2 separate regions of the Mus musculus genome follow, and region 1 is linked to region 2. A link is a contact called in ENCODE Hi-C data. All regions are on one chromosome and are shown on one strand. The core of a region is the stretch at or near the end of the contact, and the rest is flanking DNA. Distances in the headings are between cores, read along the strand shown.

Region 1 (4,314 bases), core at 234-2,733, 37 kb before region 2:
AAGGAATTTTCTCCGTCTGTTATTTTGCAGTTGCTTTTCCACCCCCGAGATCTTTTCCGGAGGCAACTCAACAAGGCAGACAATTCAGTTAGTTCTTGTCGGTAAAATGATTTCACTCGCGCTGACACCAAAATGTTCAAACATTTGGAATTTGAAAAGGTTGCGCGGAGAATATAGCACTTAACTATTCCACAAAATTAAGCGTACGTGTAGAAAAAACGCAAAAGCCAGCTTCAGCAAGTCTGATAAAAAATGAGTTCGCTGGTCATTTCGCTCACGTCTTCCACGACACTCAGGCAGCCAGGTTACTCGGCCTTTTTGGGCTAAGGCGGTGGGTTCAAATTTCACCACACCAGGTCCCTGGGGGTGGAGCGTGCAACCCAACGCGACGTGCACTTGAATAAAAATCCTACAGGCAGCAATGCTACTGCCTCCCTTACGTTTAAAAAAAAAAATTATATAGAAGAAATCTCGAAGTGCAAACCCCAGCCGCTCCCGATGTGCACGGCACACCACATTGGAATCTGTCCTTTGAATGTTCGTCCTCCTAAGACTCGGAGCAGAGAGGAGGTGGAGAGCAGGCAGAGAAGGCTGGGAAGGATCGATTCGTTTTCCCGAGGAGCAGCAGCGGAGCCATTTCCAGGCTGGCAGCTAGCTGGGGGCGCAGCCGCCGGGGAGCAGCGCAGGGGCCCGAGCCCACCTCCTTTGGCTTCCCGGCCCCCGCCGAGCACAATGGAGCCCCGCTCGCGGCCGCCCCCTCTTCCCGCCTCTCCTCGCAGCACCCGCGGCCTCGGGCTCCCGACGGCGGAGAATGAATGAATCAGAGAACCCAACCCCGCGCGGTCCCCTGCACCCAGCCCCCAAGCTCCCGGCGGCCGCGCGCTGAGGCGAGAGGCTGGCGGCTCGTCCGAGGCACGGCAGCCGCGGCTCGTGCCCCCACCCCGGCTCGTCTCTCCCGCTCCGCGCCGCCTCACATTCCCGGGGCTGCCGCTGCCTCCTTACACTCCCCTCAGCGGCTGACTCCGTCGGCCCGGGCGGCCTGGCGCCCGTCGCTGCCTCTGACTCCACGGAGCGGGCTCCGAACCGAGCGCAGCCGAGGGCGCCGCTTCCCGGTCCGCGCCGCCGGCGTGAGACGAGCACGGCAGCGGAGCAGGAGAGGGGGCGGGGCGGGGCGGGGCGGGGCGGAGAGCGCGGCCCTCCCGGCTCGAGGGGCGGAGCGCTGCCGCCGCCGCAGGCCGGCGGAGGAGGTGGGGCGCGGCGGAGGCGGGGCCCGGGCTCGGACCGGGGCGCTGAGGAACAACACCGGAGGGGATGAGCTGGCCGGTCCGTCGGTCCGTCCCTTTTTCCTTCCCCTCCCCTAGCGGCCGGCGGCGGACGGGCAGTGCGCTCGGCTCCTGCGCTGGCTCTGGGCCGCCACGGCCTCGTCCGCTCCGCACGCCGGGTGCTCGCGCTGTGTCTCCATCCTCCCCGCAGAAGGACCTTTAAATAGCAACGTCAGCGCGCTCCTCTCCGCACATACGTCACCCTCCGCTCACGTCAGCTTGTGCGGGGGATGATGTCACGCGGCCGGAAGTACTGCTAAATTAGGGAAAGAGCTGGGGGAGGCGGGCTGAGCGAGCTGCTCCGGGCCCACCTGCTCCCGGTTCTCTCGCTTCTCCTTAAAGGCCAAGGCGCCGGAGACAGTCTGAGGAGAGCTCGGAGAAGGAAGCGGCGGGAGGAGGTTTCCTTGGCACAAATGTGCCATATGCGAATGAATCACTCATAGCAACAGTGCCGAAGTGTCGCCGGTAAAGTCCTGTCTCCCTCTCCCACTGGGTTTGCAGCAGCATCCCCGGGCTGTTCACATCCCAACCTGCAGGGAATCGTGGGAGGGAGAGTGATCACTGCTGGTAGACTCGGGGAAAACCACCGTTAATTTTAGGAATCCTAAATACCATTCTGAACATAGTCAACTTTTAAGCTTTCTCCCCTCCTAAAGGCGTGCGTTTTAACTTAAAAAAAAAAAAAAAAAAAAAAAAAAAGAGTAGAGTTAGGAGCAAACCTCTTGTTACAAAGGATAGTAATTAAAGCAGAATGAGATTTCCAAATGTTCTAAATGTTGCAGTTCGCTGCATAGCCATGGTTCTGCAAGGCATAATGAGTCAAATTCATTAAAGTAAACTTAGTTCCCTCAGATAATTACCCTTCTACAGCATCGCAAGTGCCAACGAATCACCTTAGGTCTGACTTACCAAGGATATGAATTACAGTCTGGAAACAAAGTCCTACTTTATTAACACAAACATACGTTTGGGTTCCTGATTATTTTGAATCTTGTAAGCACAATAGCTCTCGAGTATATTTTCATTTTTTTTAATGTGGCAAGGATGACTAGCCGTCTATAAATTTATAGCTGCATATGTGAAATTGTGTTTTTAAAGTCATGAAGTTTTAAAATGGCCCTGTGTTGTTAAGGGCCTTTTATTGGTTAGACTCACAGAATGAGTTTTGCTTTTATTCCATTTAACTTGACAATTGTGGTTCAGAAATAGAAGTGCTGCACCCTGCTAAAGGCCATTAGTACTTCAGTTACTCCAAAGAGTCAGTGACCACATTTTACAAACTAAACTCATTTGACATGAAACATGAAACTCACTTCATTCAAAACCTGAAGTGACCCGAGAAATCCAGGACATGATATTATTACAAAATCATTAAATTGTCCTTAGAAGAATAGTACATCAATGCCAATGCAGTTCAAAAGAAAGTCAGCTAAAATTCTATAGATCATGCCAGGAGTGGTGGGTTTTGTTTTGCCTTGTTTGATTAAGATCTTGAACACCTGGGCTCTCTTCCCTAATCCCTCCTAAGCAATGCAGTTACAAGAATGTCCCTTGCTTGCCTGCTATATGTGGTTTTTAATACATGTTTTTAATGTTAACACATGATTTTTTTAATTAAGGAACAACAATTTTGCTTTTTTTTTCCATTGACATTTTCTTGCTTGAGTTTGGCAAAGTGTTAGGGCTAATTTATAACTAATCAGACTGCCTGATCATTTACCTGAACATTATAAAGTTATGATCTTGCTTTAAATTTGAAATATTAAAAAGACTGAGAGGAGTTTTTTTTTTCCTTTTTTTTCCCACATGTGTGTATGCATGTGTGTGTGCATGTGCTGGAACATGTGTACACGATAGAATGGAAATCAGGTTTAACGTGAGGAGTCTTCCTTGATTGCTGTCCACCTTATTGATGGATGGAGGGAGGGTCTCTCTCTCTCTCTCTCTCTCAACCAAACTCATCTTATCAGGAGGGCTAATCCAACTGACCAGCTTACTCTGGGCATCCAGTCTCTGGCTTCCTAGTACAGGAGATAGAGGTGGATGGCCACCCCACTCAGGGCTCACATCCAGTCTCTGCCTTCCCAGTGCAGGAGCTACAGGTGGACAGCCAACCCCACTCAGGGCTTATGTGGATGGTAGGGATCTAAACTCTGGTCTTCACACCTGAGTGGTAACTCAGGGTCTGGTTTTGTTTTAGTGTTGTAATGGAAGATTAATGAAAAGCAAATATCTGCTTTCCAAATCGGCTAATATACCATTGTACTGATAGAACTGATACTAAGTTATATTTCAGACAAATTTTTACTTAAATATAAAATACAAAAACAATGACACTGTTATTTTTCAAATAATGTCATCTTATGATCCTTGCAAAGTACAAATGCAATGTGTTATTACTCTCTAAAATGAAAAAAAGAAAAACTTTAAAAAACTACTCACCTACCCTTATTCTCTATTTCTGGGTCTTTCTTACTGTGTTAACTAACACTTATGTGACCATTTTCAAACACATTCAAGCCTATGATTGTAGCCTCCTCCCATTTGTGTTCTTTATCAAACTGATTTTTACCCACCTGCCAAGACAGTCTGTGAGCTGCTTCGGTGCCTTTAGAGTTTCTTTAAAGTCCTTTGCTCGGTTTCTGTTTGTCACAGGGTGTGGTGTCTTCTCAGCTGCCTCTTGCCAGCTGAAAGAGCAACTTTTTGTACATACATCTGACTGTTCACTGTGATGTAATTACTCAAAGCCTAAGTGGTCATTTCAGCATCTTATTCTAGCAACAATTGGCCAAGTTTTATTCTTTCCCCATTTGTGTGGGATTCACATATCAGGAAGTAGCTGTGTTGCCAAAGGTTTAAGTAAAACCTAGAAACATAATATGAGAGATGTCCTAGGGAAAATAAATGCCCTTCCTATTACCCTACTTTGAAACATTTCTAGTACACTTCCGACAGGAGTCGGAGAACCATTATATGGCTTTTTATCCATCAA
Region 2 (4,934 bases), core at 750-3,249:
TTTATAACCTATTCAAAAATGCAATAGAATGAGCACCACAGGCAAATTTATTTGAAATCACCAGAACCAGCACAAAAGTAGTCGTGACTTCAGCTTGGCAGTGTGTCCCTATTGAAAATAGTTTTTGTGATCTGTAATAGTGGATGTTGTACTAACAAGGTTTGCTGTATGAAGAATAAGATGAAAACATTTCTGAAGTAAGGATGATGATTAATAATGAAGATGAAAAGCTGTTTTAATGCAACCACCTTTTGTTATGCTAATAAAATCACAATCTAACAGCAGCATGGACTTTAAGAATTATTACATCAAACAGGGATGTTAAGAACATGAAGGGCAGAGACTGACAGTTTTTTTAGTTTGAATCCAGTAGAGCCAGATAGTACTGAGTAAATCATTTAATATCTGTGACCCTCAATTTTCTAGATCCTAATATGTACCTAATAATGGTACCTGAAGGGCTCACTGTAATAATTAAGCAATGTGCAAGCCCTAGGTATTTATTTGTTTGTGTTGTCATCTTCTGGTTTGTTCTGTTTTTTGTTTTTTGTTTTTTTGTTTTAACTGATGTGGGAACTGCCCTCATTCCCTCCTTTTAGTTTTATCTCATAATCAGCTGCTTTAGAATAGCTGTCAGGGTCTTGAGGGTCTAGAGCTTGTCTAGCGTATGAGGCGACCTGGATAACTCCACTATCTCAAAAACAAGAGGCTGTTAAAGAGACAAGAAACAGACCATGTGAGACTCGGGGAGGCTGACTTAAAATGCTTACAAAGGCATTCTTTTCCTTTGATGCCTCTGTACAGACCCTGTAAGCTTTTTTATGCAGGAGTGTACGTACCATCCCAGCTCTGTGACCTCAAGCATGGAAGCCGAGCCAGGCAGATTCTGTAACACCCAAACAGAAAGTCTTCTATGCTTCTTGCTCAGTAATCTCTGAATCTCTGAGCCACTACATTTTAAGCCTCTCACATCTGTAAACTAAAGTGCAGAATGTCTTTGACTTTGTATTTATTTAGCACATGGAGGCTGAAGTAAATTCCTGGCTTGCTAAAAGGTCACTTCTCCCCACACAAACTGTGTCTTCCTTCCAAGACCTTTGCAGGTCTTTAAATTCGCTTCAAAGATTGCCCAGGAGTTAAGAGATTCCTTAAGATCATATTAGGAGGTAGTCTGTAATCCCAGCACTCTAGAAGCTCAGGCTGATGCGTGATGAGTTTGAAGTTAGCCTAGGCTATATATCAAATTTGAGGTTAATGTGAGCTACATAGCGATACCCTTTCTCAAAACACAAAGCAAAACCAAGTTTCTTAGGTCCCTAAGATTTTTAAGCCAAACCTCACAAAACAGCTACCCTCAAGGAGAAAGGCTATATTCACAGTTCTGCCCACCCAACTCCTACAGAAGGCTTCTTTAGAATGGCACAACATCCTCCAGTGGAGATCCAGAGAGAAAGTGGGCCACTTCTATCCTTAGCCCTCTGCATACCTAGTTTAAAATGAACAAACACTGAAGCTTCAGGCACATGGAGCCCTCCACTCTTCTGTGCTATCCCCTTAGCTAGCAGTGTCTCTCTGAGGTCCTCTCACCAGAAAAGGGGTCAGTCAACACGCCTGATCTATTTACCCAAATCATTTCCCCCAGCCCACCTCCTTCATTACTGTTGTTGGCATCTTCTACTTGGAAGAACTCAATCTGTAAACTTGGCGAATTAGTTTCTCTTCTTGTTGCTAAGACAAAATACCTGACAAGAATCAAGTTAAGGAAGGAAGGATTTATTTGGCTCAGAGTCCCCTGGCAGGGAGGTCATGGTATAGTGCCTCTCGCATTACACCCATAGTCAGGAAGGCATGAGGATGAATGCTAGTGCCCAGCTCATTTATCCTTTTCACTCAGTCCAGGACCCCAGGCAGTGGGAGGGCAGCACCCACAGCTACGGTGGGACGACCCTCCTCACTTAACCTAAACCAGATAGCCCTTCACAAGCACGCCCAGGGGCTGACCTAAGCTAGCTAATCCCTGCTCAGATGTTGACAGGCACTGTACCGGGTGTTCTCTCCCCAGATAACATTTACACATTTTAAATTCACATCTCCCAGCACAGGGGGAGCTCTGAACCCTATTTTTTTTAACAGTTCTTCAAATTAAGCTTTTTGATCTGTATACTTTATACCCTTCTGTCACAGTTAGGGTTTTACTGCTGTGAACAGACACCATGACCAAGGCAACTCTTTTTTTTTTTTTTTTTTTAAGATTTATTTATTATTATATGTAAATACACTGTAGCTGTCTTCAGACACTCCAGAAGAGGGAGTCAGATCCTGTTACAGATGGTTGTGAGCCACCATGTGGTTGCTGGGATTTGAACTCTGGACCTTCGGAAGAGCAGTCGGGTGCTCTTACACACTGAGCCATCTCACCAGCCCCCAAGGCAACTCTTACAAGGACAACATTTAATAGGGGCTGGCTTACAGGTTGAGGGTTCAGTCCTTTGTTATGAAGGTATGACAATGTCCAGGCAGGCATGGTGTAGGAAGAGCTGAGAGTTCTACATCTTGTCCTGAAGTCAAACAGAAGAAGACTGGCTTCCAGGGAGCTAGGATGAGGATCTTAAAGCCCACACACAATGACACACCTTCTCTAACAAGGCCACACCTACTCCAACAAGGCCACAGCTCCTAATAGTGCCACTCCCTGGGCCAAGCATATTCAAACCATCACACCTTCTTTCTTCTTATTCTCATTTTCTCGCCATAATTTTTAAATATTGTCACTCCAATGGTGACACAGTCTTTAAAATGTCATTTTCAACAGTAGGAAATAACGTTACATGTGAGGATTTGTTTTGTTTTGTTTTGTTTTGGAGACAGGGTTTTGTTGTAGCCCAGGCAGACCTTGAACTTACTATGTAGCTAAAGACAATCTTGGTTTTCCTGTTGCTACTTTCTAAGTGTTGGAGTTAGGAAGAACTTACATCTTGTATATTTCCTCTACTGGCTTTTCCTTTGACGCATGATTGTTATTTTCCTAAGTGCTCGCTGTATTTCTGTATAAATTTCTCTTACATGCTAAGGCACCTTTCCCCAGGAGGTTGTTTGCATATTTTTCAGTGACTCTCCCCTTCAATGACAAGATCAGTAGTTTGTCCTGTGCACTGCAGTGCTATCTGTGAGCCTCCACAGCCATTCCTGCAATTCTCTTAGAATTCAGATAGATAATCTCTCAGGCTTCTGGCGAGGTTGCCCTGGCAGGTTGTACAAGTTCACTAGCATTTGCTCTTTTATCTTTGAGATATATATATTTAAACTTAGATATATCAAAGTGTGTGACTCCTTTCTTTCTGGCTCATTAAATAGGTTGTGAGTACTTCTTACTATTTAGTCATGAGAAATGCCTCCCCTTAGTGCTGTAAAGTGTTTTGTGATTTTTCAGACATATAAAGTATATAATTTTCAAGTTTTTATTGGGTACAATAATATCAATTTCTGTGAATCCAATAGAAATTTATCTATAAAACTTCTGAAAATCTATTAATTTTATAAAGTATATAATTTGAAAGTAAAAATTATGCTTCTTTAGTAAAAATGAGAGAAAAACAGTTCCTTTATCATGCTAGCTCCCATCGCTACTTCTGCACTCTCTCTCTCTCTCTCTCTTTCTCTCTCTCTCTTTCTAGACAGGGTTTCTCTGTGTAGCCCTTGCTATTTTAGAATTCACCATATAGAGCAGGCTGGCCTTGAACTCAAAGATCCACCTGCCTCTGCCTCCTGAGTGCTGGGATTGAAGGTGTGTGCCACCACACCCCAGCTAACTTTCTGCTTCATATAAAGGTGCTCTTCTCAGTTTGATGTTCCCTGCATTATGCCTCTCGACTTCTTCTCGTTAGACATATTCTATAATTAACTTATCAAGCAATTCTAAAGGAAAACTCAAACAATACTGTAATCAGCACGTGATACTTTGCAGTTATTGGGTGGCTATTACATGGTCAGCATTCTGCTAAGCATTTTATGTGTATTTTCCCAACAGGATAAGTGTTACATAAACACCACATATTTAATTCTGCTCATTAACTCAAAGCTGCCCCTGAGAATCCCTCCTCCTTCCTATTCCTCTCAGCTACCTCACCTCTAGGTAAACACCATCCACCTCTGCCTCTTTGGATTAAGTTGTATTCTCTAGAGTTTCATGCAAATAGAATCATACCAGATATCCTTCTTATAGCTTATTTCACTCAGCACAGCTGTTAGGATCCACATTCACTACAGCACATTTCGGTCATCAGGGGTTCCCATTGTATGGATTTGTGACCCCTACTCTATCTGCTCATGTGTTGGAGGGCAGTTAGTGACTTTCAGTTTGGAATGACTCTCGACCATGCTGCTGTGAGGGTTCATGTTTGCATCTTTGTAGGAATATGTGTGTCATCGTCTCTTGCAAAATACTATGAGTGAAGTGCTACGTAGATGTATGTTTAGCATGTTGAGAGACCACCAAGCTGTTGTACGAAGTAGCTGAACATTTTGCTTTCTCACCTATCTATAATGTAATCACCCCCTGTTTAAAAGGCAGGGAATGGAGTGTCAGCAGGGAACTGTCATTTGCTTAAGGGCCAGGCGATTTGAGCCTAAATCTACCTAATTCCTAAATCTGTCGAATCCCAAAACTTTTACTTTCCCCACTCTGTTTGTTGGCAACTTAATAACTAAATAAGGCATTCCTAGAAGTCTGGGAAACTGATTGATTGCTGACTACTATGGTCTTTCTCTGCCATAACTAGCTCTGTGACAAAGAGAAATTACCTGTGAGGGCTCGTTTATTTGTTTGAAAGCACAGTAGATTACAGGGCCTTCACATCCTTTAGTTCTGTGATTCTATTTATGTAAATATTCACTGCCCCTTACATGGTCACCGATGGCAAGAAGCTATAGTAGCA

Evidence for each region. Hi-C counts contacts between places; a loop is a spot of excess contacts on that map.
Region 1: a map of left cerebral cortex shows a loop between it and region 2 (5-fold over the local background). The contact joins the promoter of Homer1 here to the enhancer-like site in region 2. A Hi-C loop is called at or near these places in 4 of 37 maps with a recorded cell type or tissue (gastrocnemius, left cerebral cortex and regulatory T cell).

What each region holds. Positions count from the first base shown.
Region 1 is chr13:93,300,926-93,305,239 of GRCm38, reverse strand. It overlaps Homer1 (homer scaffolding protein 1), which reads right to left and starts at 1,483. Exons shown (of 10, transcript NM_147176.4): 1 at 1-1,483.
Region 2 is chr13:93,263,828-93,268,761 of GRCm38, reverse strand. No RefSeq gene overlaps it. Among named protein-coding and RNA genes, the nearest start is that of Homer1, 37 kb to the left of the region's middle. Within about 2 kb of position 1,999, at least 1 of the 3 ENCODE cell types and tissues checked has a DNase peak (open chromatin) inside an H3K27ac peak, as active enhancers do; it is left cerebral cortex, where a contact is called at or near this core.